Regions from separate parts of the Homo sapiens genome. Here region 2 is linked to region 1. A link is an interaction called in ENCODE POLR2A ChIA-PET data of the cell type or tissue named here. Cell type or tissue: PC-9. All regions are shown on one strand.

What was found. ChIA-PET counts read pairs that join two places held together with the same protein. Peaks named below come from ENCODE experiments on the same cell type or tissue, not always from the same donor. Only the 100,000 strongest peaks of a DNase experiment are listed, where the experiment ranks them.
Region 2: POLR2A ChIA-PET joins it to region 1 with 5 read pairs; 2 of 35 experiments call an interaction of 5 or more read pairs at or near these places.

The regions. Positions count from the first base shown.
Region 1 is chr1:235,466,197-235,471,196 of GRCh38, reverse strand. B3GALNT2 (beta-1,3-N-acetylgalactosaminyltransferase 2) reads left to right here. Exons shown (of 12, transcript NM_152490.5): 6 at 237-347. Among named protein-coding and RNA genes, the nearest start is that of B3GALNT2, 36 kb to the left of the region's middle. In PC-9, CTCF peaks have their summits at 1,917 and 2,116; a DNase peak (open chromatin) is centred at 2,036; H3K27ac peaks cover 1,879 bases.
Region 2 is chr1:235,722,943-235,727,942 of GRCh38, reverse strand. It overlaps LYST (lysosomal trafficking regulator), which reads left to right. Exons shown (of 53, transcript NM_000081.4): 39 at 3,763-3,915. Among named protein-coding and RNA genes, the nearest start is that of GNG4, 76 kb to the right of the region's middle. In PC-9, no CTCF peak of the experiment used is centred here; no DNase peak of the experiment used is centred here.

The DNA.
Region 1 (5,000 bases):
CAGCAGTATGCAAAATTGTGTATATACTCTTTGTAATTGGTTTTTTATATGTGCATGGAAAAAACGGTCAAGGATACACACCAAACGCTAACAGTGGTATGTCAGAGTTATGGGGTGAAAATTTTAAATGATACGTTTTGGGAAAAATTTTCTCTAAAAATCTTGCCTGAAAGCATACTTAAAACCTAAATGACAGCAATAAGGAAATTGACTCACTATTCATCTTTCTACAAAAGAGCTTTGAAGGTACAATCGTGTGGGAGAGCCAAGACCTCCACGGCCTTGTGTCAAGAAATCTCCACAAAGTGACAGTGAATGATGGAGGGGGAGTTCTCAGAGTCATTACAGTAAGTCGTTTTTTTTTAAGGTTTAATTGCATATTTTAGCTTCTTTTTAATATATAAAATTGTTCTAAAATTTACCTTAGAGCCCAGGCAGCATGGAGCAATGATTCTTGTGTGTTTTACAACATATATAGTAGCAAATGTTGTTGTCTTCATAGTAAAGGCAAAAACTCAAATATGATCCTGTAACTCCAGCATTAGTGAGTTTACAGTTTTGCTTTAAGATTGATGCATTTTTAAAATGCAATATTTTATTTCTCTTTTTTTTTTTTTTTTTGAGAGGGTCTCACTTTGTTGCACAGGCTGGGGTGCACTAGCACGATCACAGCTCACTGCAGCCTCCACCTCCTGGCTTAAACAATCCTCCCATGTAGCTGGGGCTACAGGTGCGCACCACTACACCCAGCTAACTTTTTGTGTTTTTTGTAGAGATGGGGTTTCACCATGTTGCCTAGGCTGGTTGCAAACTTCTGGGCTCAAGTGATCCGCCCACCTACGCTTCCCAAAGTGCTGTATTACAGGCATGAGCCACTGCACCTGGCCTATTTCTCAGTAATTTTTAAGTTAGCATTCTTTAAGAATACTTGCTCAGTAGTATTCAGAGTATTTACTATCTCACCTTGAAAATAAAACCTCAGTTAAAATACTATAATTAGCCAGGTGCGGTGGCTCATGCCAATAATCCCAGAACTTTAGGAGGCTGAGGCAGGTGGATCACTTGAGGCCAGGAGTTTAACACCAGCCTGGGCAACATAGCAAGACCCCATCTGTACTAAAAATACAAAAACTTAGCCAGGCATGGTGGCGCATGCCTGGAATCCCAGCTACTCAGGTGGCTGAGGCATGAGAATTGCTTGAACCTAGGAGGCAGAAGTTCCAGTGAGCTGAGATCACACCACTGCACTCCAGCCTGGGTGGCAGAGTGAGACTCTGTCTCAAAACAAACAAACAAACAAAAAAAACTACTATAGATAAAAATATTGGAAAATAAGGCGGGGTGTGCTGGCTTATGCCTGTAATCCGAGCACTTTGGGAGGCTAAGGTGGGTGGACCACTGGAGGTCAGGAGGTCAAGACCAGCCTGGCCAACATGGTGAAACCCCGTCTCTACTAAAAATCCAAAAAAAAAAAAAATTAGCTGGGCCTGGTGGTGCATGCCTGTAATCCTAGCTACTTGGGAGGCTGAGGTGGGAGGATTGCTTGAACCCCAGAGGTGGAGGTTGCAGTGAGCCAGGATCATGCCACTGCACTCCAACCTGGGCAACAGAGCGAGACTCCATCTCAAAACAAAACAAAAAAAAATAGAAAATAAGATTGAGTACTTTCATTTATTTTGCTGAAGCAACTCTGGGATTTCTGACTCTCATATTTCTCATTCGGCTTTGCTTTAAATTTAAAACAGTTTGACAGGTGAATTTCTCAAAGTAAATATAGGTCAATAAAGCAGGTATATGAAGACTTAAAATGAACTTTAGTAAACAAACGGTCTGTACGGTGGAATCATAGACAATCTTTTATTCTCCTCGATCTCCTGTCCAATGATTAGGAATGTACTTGGCATTTAAATTCACAAGCTTAGTGAATGAATATTAACCTCATTTACATGGATTAATTTCTGAGTTGAAATGAATATATGCTACGTTATTACTCATTCAAAAAACATTTCCTGCATACCTGTGGTAAGGCAGAAACAATGGCAGGGTAAAATAGACATACTAGTGGCCCACCGTGGAACTTACAGTCCAGTGAGGAAGAAAGACATTAAACAAATAGACCCATAGATTCATATGTAGTTATACATTTAGATTTGTAGGCCATGTTTAGGATTTCATTCATGTTTAGGATTTAGGATTTATTATGACAGGTAAATTTCATAAAGTAAATGGAGGACAATAAAGATGGTGTTTACTTTAGTAAACACACACACCACTTGTTTACTAAAGTTCATTTTAAGTCTTATGAAAAATTTTTTACTGAAAATAGAAAGTTTTATGGAATTATATCTTTCCTTATTATCTTGCCTCCTTTTCTATTTATGAAACTTTAAAATACCCAGCATATGCCAAAATTCTGTAATATTGGTTACACTAAAAGAAATAAATTGGCCGGGCGCGGTGGCTCACGCCTGTAATCCCAGCACTTCGGGAGGCTGAGGTGGGAGGATCACGAGGTCAAGAGATCAAGACCAGCCTGGCCAACATGGTGAAATCCCGTCTCTACTAAAAATACAAAAATTAGCTGGCTGTGGTGGCGGGTGCCTGTAGTCCCAGCTACTCGGAAGGCTGAGGCAGGAGAATTGCTTGAACCCAGGAGGTGGAGGTTGCAGTGAGCCAAGATCGCGCCACTGCACTCCAGCCTGGCTACAGTGCGAGACTCCGTCGCAAAAAAAAAAAAAAAAAAAAAGGTAGGTTTCTGAGTTGAGAACTAGGTTCAAATGTAAAGACTCAAATGATCTGCCTTTGGGAGTAAAAATTATTATAGAGGGCTAAAGATAGCTTAAACATACAGTTAACCTAAAAAAACAAAAACAAAACCAGGTAACTTTTTAAAGCCTACGCTAAGAAACCCCAGGTACAAATTAAGATTTTCATCACAAATGCGTACAGCTGAGAGTTTTCACTAAGCTTTATTCCCTTGCCAGCAAGTGATGTCAGAAAAATTTTAAAGGCAAAAAGCCAAGTTGTGACCTTTTAGAGAGAAGTTAATAAACAGAAATTACTATTGAGTTCTAAAGCCAAAACAATATAGAAATATACAATAAAAAATAAAGCATAGGCTGGGTGCTGTGGCTCACGCCTGTAATCCCAGCATTTTGGGAGGCTGAGTTGGGCAGATCACCTGAAGTCAGGAGTTCGAGACCAGCCTGACCAACATGGTGAAACCCCGTCTCTACTAAAAATATAAAAATTAGCCAGGCGTGATGGCTAATGCCCGTAATCCCAGCTACTCAAGAGGCTGAGAAAGGAGAATCACTTGAACCCGGGAGGCAGAGGTTGCAGTGAGCCAAGATCACGCCATTGCACTCCAGCCTGGGCGACAAGAGTGAAACTCCATCTCAAAAAACTAAATAAGTAGGCCGGGCGCGGTGGCTCACACCTGTAATCCCAGCACTTTAGGAGGCCGAGACAGGCGGATCACCTGAGGTCAGGAGTTCGAGACCAGCCTGGCCAACATGGTGAAACCCCGTCTCTACTAAAAATACAAAAATTAGCCAGGTGTGCTGGCAGGCGACTGTCAGCTACTTGAGAGGCTGAGGCAAGAGAATCGCTTGAACCCCCGAGGCAGATGTTGCAGTGAGCCGAAATCACGCCATCGCACTCCAGCCTGGGGGACAAGAGCAAGACTTCGTCTCAAAAAAAAAAAAAAAAAAGTAAATAAGTAAATAACAAATAAAGCATATACAGTCTTTTATGGAACTACAACGTTGGAATCTATAGCCTGCCCCTTTAGTAATTTTCACATTTGGCTACGAACTTTTATTTTATTTTATTTTATTTATTTTTTTGAGATGGAGTCTCACTCTGTCACCCAGGCTGGAGTACAGTGGCACAGTCTTGGCTCACTGCAATCTCCTTCTCCCAGGTTCAAGTGATACTCCTGCCTCAGCCTCCAGAGTAGCTGGGATTATAGGCACACACCACCATGCCTAGCTAATTTTTCTGTATTTTTAGTAGAGACAGGGTTTCACCGTATTAGCTAGGATGGTCTTGATGTCTTGTCCTCGTGATCCGCCCGCCTCCGCCTCCCAAAGTGCTGGGATTACAGGTGTGAGCCACTGCGCCTGGCCTACAAACATATTTTAAATTAAATGACAAGTTACTACAGTGACCTCAGATTACTTGTTCTACTGGCCTTAAAACATTGCTTTGTACAGTACAACTCTGAAAAGATCTGTTTAAGAATAGCCAAGCAGTAGCTCTCTTGATTAAATGAAGGTGTAGAAAAAATACTGTAAATACACTGAGTATGGACTCTTAACTGTCTGATCTAGCCCACAACAGCCAGACAATACTCTGGTAGATGTACCATAGTGGTTTACTGTATACAGAAGTAAAACAGTTCACTCTGAGTAAGGCCATTGGGTAACTTTTGAAGAGAGATAACTCTTTAATAATAAAAGATTCTCCATTCTAAGAAGTAGAAAGGACTGTCATTGGCTGCTGGCACAATAGGCTTAAGCACCTTCAACAACATCAACAGGCTGGGCACAGTGGCCCACACCTGTAATCCCAGCACTTTGGGAGACCGAGGCGGGAGGATCACTTGAGCCCAGGAGTTCAAGACCAGCCTGGGCAGCACAGTGAGACCTCTTCTCTACAAAAAATTTATAAATATTAGCTGGGCATGGTGGTGCACACCTGTAGTGCTAGCTGCTTGTAAGGCTGAGATGGGAAGATTGTATGTTCAAGGCTAGAATGAGATATCATTGCACCACTGCACTCAGCCTGAGCATCAGAGTGAAACCCTGTCTGTAAAATGAAATTAGGCCGGGTGTGGTGGCTCACGCCTGTAATCCCAGCACTGTGGGAGGCTGAGGCAGGCGGATCACCTGAGGTCAGGAGTTCGAGACCAGCCTGACCAATATGGTGAAACACTGTCTCTTATTTGAAAAAAAAAAAAAAAGAAAAATTAAAAATTAAAAAAAAATTTTTTTTTA
Region 2 (5,000 bases), 260 kb before region 1:
TTCCAAACATTTTTTTAAATATAATTTTAAAAAGAAGACTGTACCATCTCCTCTGGCTTATGGCCCAAGTATCATAGCAGTTAATATAAGTCATATTCTAAATGCTCCTATTATATCAATTTATGTTCATTCCTTCTTATTACTGTCCTCCGTTGCAACAAATATCTATTCCTTGCCACTCCCAGTTCACTATCAAGTACCTTTGCCTTCAGAAAGAAAGGAAAAATATTAAATAATTGAATAACTTAAGTAATTCTGATATTCACATAGCTTAATAATGATAATTGTTATTATTCTAGACAGACTGATATTAATCAGAAAATAGACATATTTTTTGTATAATAAAGCTTTTTATTTGAATTATCTTTTATGCCATTAAAATATTTTTTGAGATTCCTGTAATAGGAGAAATAAGCTTTTTGTTTCAGAAAAGTTCTAAAGCCGGGAATTCCTAAGGATATACTAAATGAGATTATGTGTGGTTTAATTACTAATATATATTTTATTTTAAATAAATTAGGCTGGGTGCAGTGGCTCACGCCTGTAATCCCAGCACTTTGGGAAGCTGAGGTGAGTGGATCACCTGAGGTCAGGAGTTTGAGACCAGCCTGGCCAACATGGTGAAACCCTATCTCTACTAAAAATACAAAAAAATTAGCCAGTTGTGGTGGTGGCGCCTATAATCCCAGCTACTCGGGAGGCTGAGGCAGGCGAATCGCTTGAACCCAGGAGGCGGAGGTTACAGTGAGCCGAGATCACACCACTGCACTCCAGCCTGGGCAACAGAGCGAGACTCTGTCTCAAAAAAAAAAAAAAAAGAAAGAAAGAAAGTAGTGAGTGAAAACATGAAGTTTGGTTATAAAATAAATGTAAAAAAAAAGTCATGAAAGTATTTAAAGTAGTCAGAAATATGAACAGCATTCTTTTCTCATTTATATAGCAATTACCACAGGGTATGTCCCAGATAGTAAAATATAGTTATGTTATTTTTCAAGATGGATCCTTTTATCAGCCAAGGAATTTAATAGTTGATGTATGAGACAACTTTTTTGTATGTCCAAAAGATGACAGTTTTTCCCCTTAAAAATTCTACTCAATTTGTGTTTAACTCCATTTGACATGAGGTGACAGAAGAGTCTGAGTCCATCTGTCGAATATGTTGGTTTATTTTCAGTGCTTGAGGATACATTCACAAATACTTGGTCTGGGAAGACACCATTTAATTTTAAGTCAACTTGCATGCTATAAATGTGTTTTATATTTAAATAAAGAGGAAAATTTTTTTTTCAAATCTAAAAATGCCCTTGCTTCTCAATAGATTGAAAGATCCTTCTTTCCTATGTACTTTTGTAATGTTGGTTCTTCTTATATAACATTTGGTATCTTGCGTTGTGTGTGCAAATGTGTGTACAAATATTTCATGCCCCCTTTTTGACCCATACAGATGTATTTCATGCAGAGCACTTAGCAGAGTACCTTGCGCATAGATGTTAATTAATATATGTTGAATGAATGTTGAAACTAAACAAAGGAAGAATTCAGTTTTAAGTATGAAAATATTACATTTTCATTAAGACATTTTATTTTATTCATAATATATTCCCTGCCTCTACTTATAAAAATTATTTTGGACCAAGAACAATAGTAAAACACACATAGAGTAGGATAATCTGAATCTAAAAAAAAAAATTAAGGTTTTGGAAAGATAAAGAGCCTAGGATAAAATAGTTCTTGGCAATTGAGTCCTAAATTTGCTCTGAGCTTCCTGTTAGTCAACACAGAAGAGTAAGTAAATGCAATTTTTTTAAAAGGAAAAAAACTGATTTAAAAAAGAAAACTAGGATGCAGGTTGATTTGAGGAGATAAATTCTAGCTAGTTTTAAACTTTAGTAGAAACTTTTCATTATTTCTCTATTAAAAGCATTAAGTAGCATAATTTATGTATTCAGTTACAATTTACAAAAGATTAAGATGCATTTTTTTTAAGTTTTTCTTGATTTTGTACTTTGGGAGGGACCTAGTGATGGTAGGATGTGTAGGCCCTGTGGTCCCTACCTCTTCATTTCAGAATGTGGGGATTTGTCTGAGTACACTAGGATTAATACTCTCAAGCAGATTCAACCTTCCAGTGATTCTTTTCTCATCTTCTTTTCTTCTGTTGACCACCTAGCAGGGGAATGTATCTATTTGGTATGTGTTGATCTGTCAGCTTACATTTAGTGAGTGGGGCTTTATTTGCAGGAATGCCCCATTAGTTCCAGGAATGCTCCTCCAGAGACTCTGCTTTCCCTTTGCTGAATGACTCGGAAGCATGAGAACTGTTTCACAGCTCGGGCGTTTCCAGGCCATCCAGACATGGATTTAACCTAAATCTATATGATGGCAGGCCCACAGTTATGAATTCTCAGAGAGAGGCTTTTTTTCTATGCTCTAGGCTCCAGGCCAAAAGAGACAAGCTTGCTTCCTGGTTAATCCTCTTTATTTTTATTTTGTTATTTTTTATTTTTTTAAGACAGAGTCTCACTCTGTCACTGAGGCTGGAGTGCAGTGGCGTGATCTCGGCTCACCAAAACCTCCGCCTCCTGGGTTCAGGTGATTCTCCTGCCTCAGCCTCCCGAGTAGCTGGAACTACAGGTGCCTGCCATCACTCCCGACTAATTTTTGTATTTTTAGTAGAGATGGGGTTTCACCATGTTGGCCAAGCTGGTCTTGAACTCCTGACCTCAAGTGATCTGCCTGCCTCCGCCTCCCAAAGTGCTGGGATTACAGGCATGAGCCACCGCACCCGGCCTATTCCCCTTTATTGATGGGCACATTTGTTTGTCTAATCTTTCATTAGGAACAAATCCCTTCCTAGGTTTTAGCTTTCTGAAGCAATCTCAATTCCATACCCTGATTCTAGGGGCCCAGGGCCTCATCTTCTGTCCTCAAGTTGCTGTGAACCTACGTCAATTTGTTTCTGAAACTGGGGTATGTGCATACATGCATGCATATGCAGACACATACAACAGAGCAACCAGAGTATCACTCCCTGCTTAGTGCTGATTTTCCAGTTCCTCTACATTTTTGACTTCTGGGGATGTCATTTCCCTTGTTTTCTTGCAAGCTCAGCTATGTATTTAAAAGGATATTTGCTTAGTAAAAGAAGCCAACCTTAAAAGGCTATATACTGTATAATTCGAACTATATGACATTTTGGAAAAGGCAAAACTATAGAGACAGTAAACAAATTAGTGGTTGCCAGAGATTGGGGAGAGGAAAGGAGGGATGAGTAGGTGGAGTACCGAGGGTTTTTGGGGCAATAAAACTATTTGGTGGATACATGTCATTATACATTTGTCAAAACCCATGGAATGTACAACACAAAGAGTGAATATAAACTCTGGACTTTAGGTAAGAAAAATTGTAGCAATATTGGTTCATCAATTGTAATTAGTGTCCCACACCAAATGCAAGATTTAATAATAGAGAAACTGTGAGTGCAGGGCCAAGGGAGGGGAGGATACGTGAGAATTCTGTATTATCTGCTCAATTTTCTGTAAACCTAAAACTAGTCTAAAAAATAAAGCCTATTTTTTTTATTTCTAAATTTTATCATTCATTTTGAGGTGTTTTGCATTGGGAGAGTTTTCAGGTAATCTTATCTGCCATCTGCCACAAAAAGATTTTCTGTTTTATTTTGATGCTTTTTAAAATCTAAAATTAAAGTAATTATTTATATTTCCGGTAAAACAAATATTTTTGCCTATTTCTTTGTCTTAGAGCCTTCAGGGAGAGTTGGAACCAGCATCATTTTCCTGGACATATGAAGAAATTAAAGAAGTTCACAAGCGTTGGTGGCAATTGAGAGATAATGCTGTAGAAATCTTTCTAACAAATGGCAGAACACTCCTGTTGGCATTTGATAACACCAAGGTAAATTCACCCTTATTAATTGATATATATTGTTTAAGTGCTCATGGGCCACTGTAACTATACTCATACTGATTACATGAAGGTTTACTGAAATCGAATAAAATTGCCATGTTTCTTAGTCCTGATTAAAGTGAAGCCTTTGTTATATGAGGATTGTCTTTGACCTCCACAGTGAGGTAAATTCTGATTCCCCAAAATGACTGAAAGGAGTAATTTAAACTTGCTCAGTGCTGTAGCAGGGTCCATCTTTGACAAACTCTCTTGACCTCTAATCCCTTCGGCCACCATTTCTCTGCTCTCCTTTATGGAAAAACTGTTGGGGAAAGTTGCATATGCTTGCTGCCTCCAGTTTTCTTTTGAAATGCTTCAGACAGACTTCTCACCACTCTCGTCAGGGTCATCGGTAACCTCTATGTTGCTAAACCCGTAATGTCATAATCTTTCTTTGTCCCCATTTTACTTGACCTATTGGCAGCATTTGACCCAGCTGATTTTTCTCTCCTTAAATAAAACCTTCCTCCCTGGGCTTCTGGGTTACCATTTTCTCTTAGTTCTTATACCTTACCAGCCATTGCTTCTCAGTCTTGGTTGCAGACGCCTCCTTGGTGTGTTGCAGGGCTCCTTCCTCAGACCTCTTCTCTTCTCATCCAGTCTTATGACTTTAAAATACCATCTGTATTCTAACAACTTACACATTTATGTCACTACCCAAACCTCTCCCCTGAATGCCACACTCACATATTGTAACTCCCGACTGATGTCTCCATTTAGAAGTCACTAATTGACATCTCAAACGTAACCTGTACAAAACTGAACTTCTAATCTTCCCCCCATAATTTCCTTCCAGTTTTCTCTATCTCAGTAAATGACAACTCCATCTTTCCAATGCCCAGGCCAAAACTCTTGAGATTATCCAAGACTCTTGTTCTTCTCTCATACCCTGCATACACTCTATTAATAGGTTCTGTTGGCTCTGTCCTCAGAATACATCGAGAGTCTGACTGCTTCCACTGCTACCATCCTGGTTTAAGCCACTATCATTTCTTGCCAGAATCATTTACAGTAGCCTCCTAACTGGCCTTCCT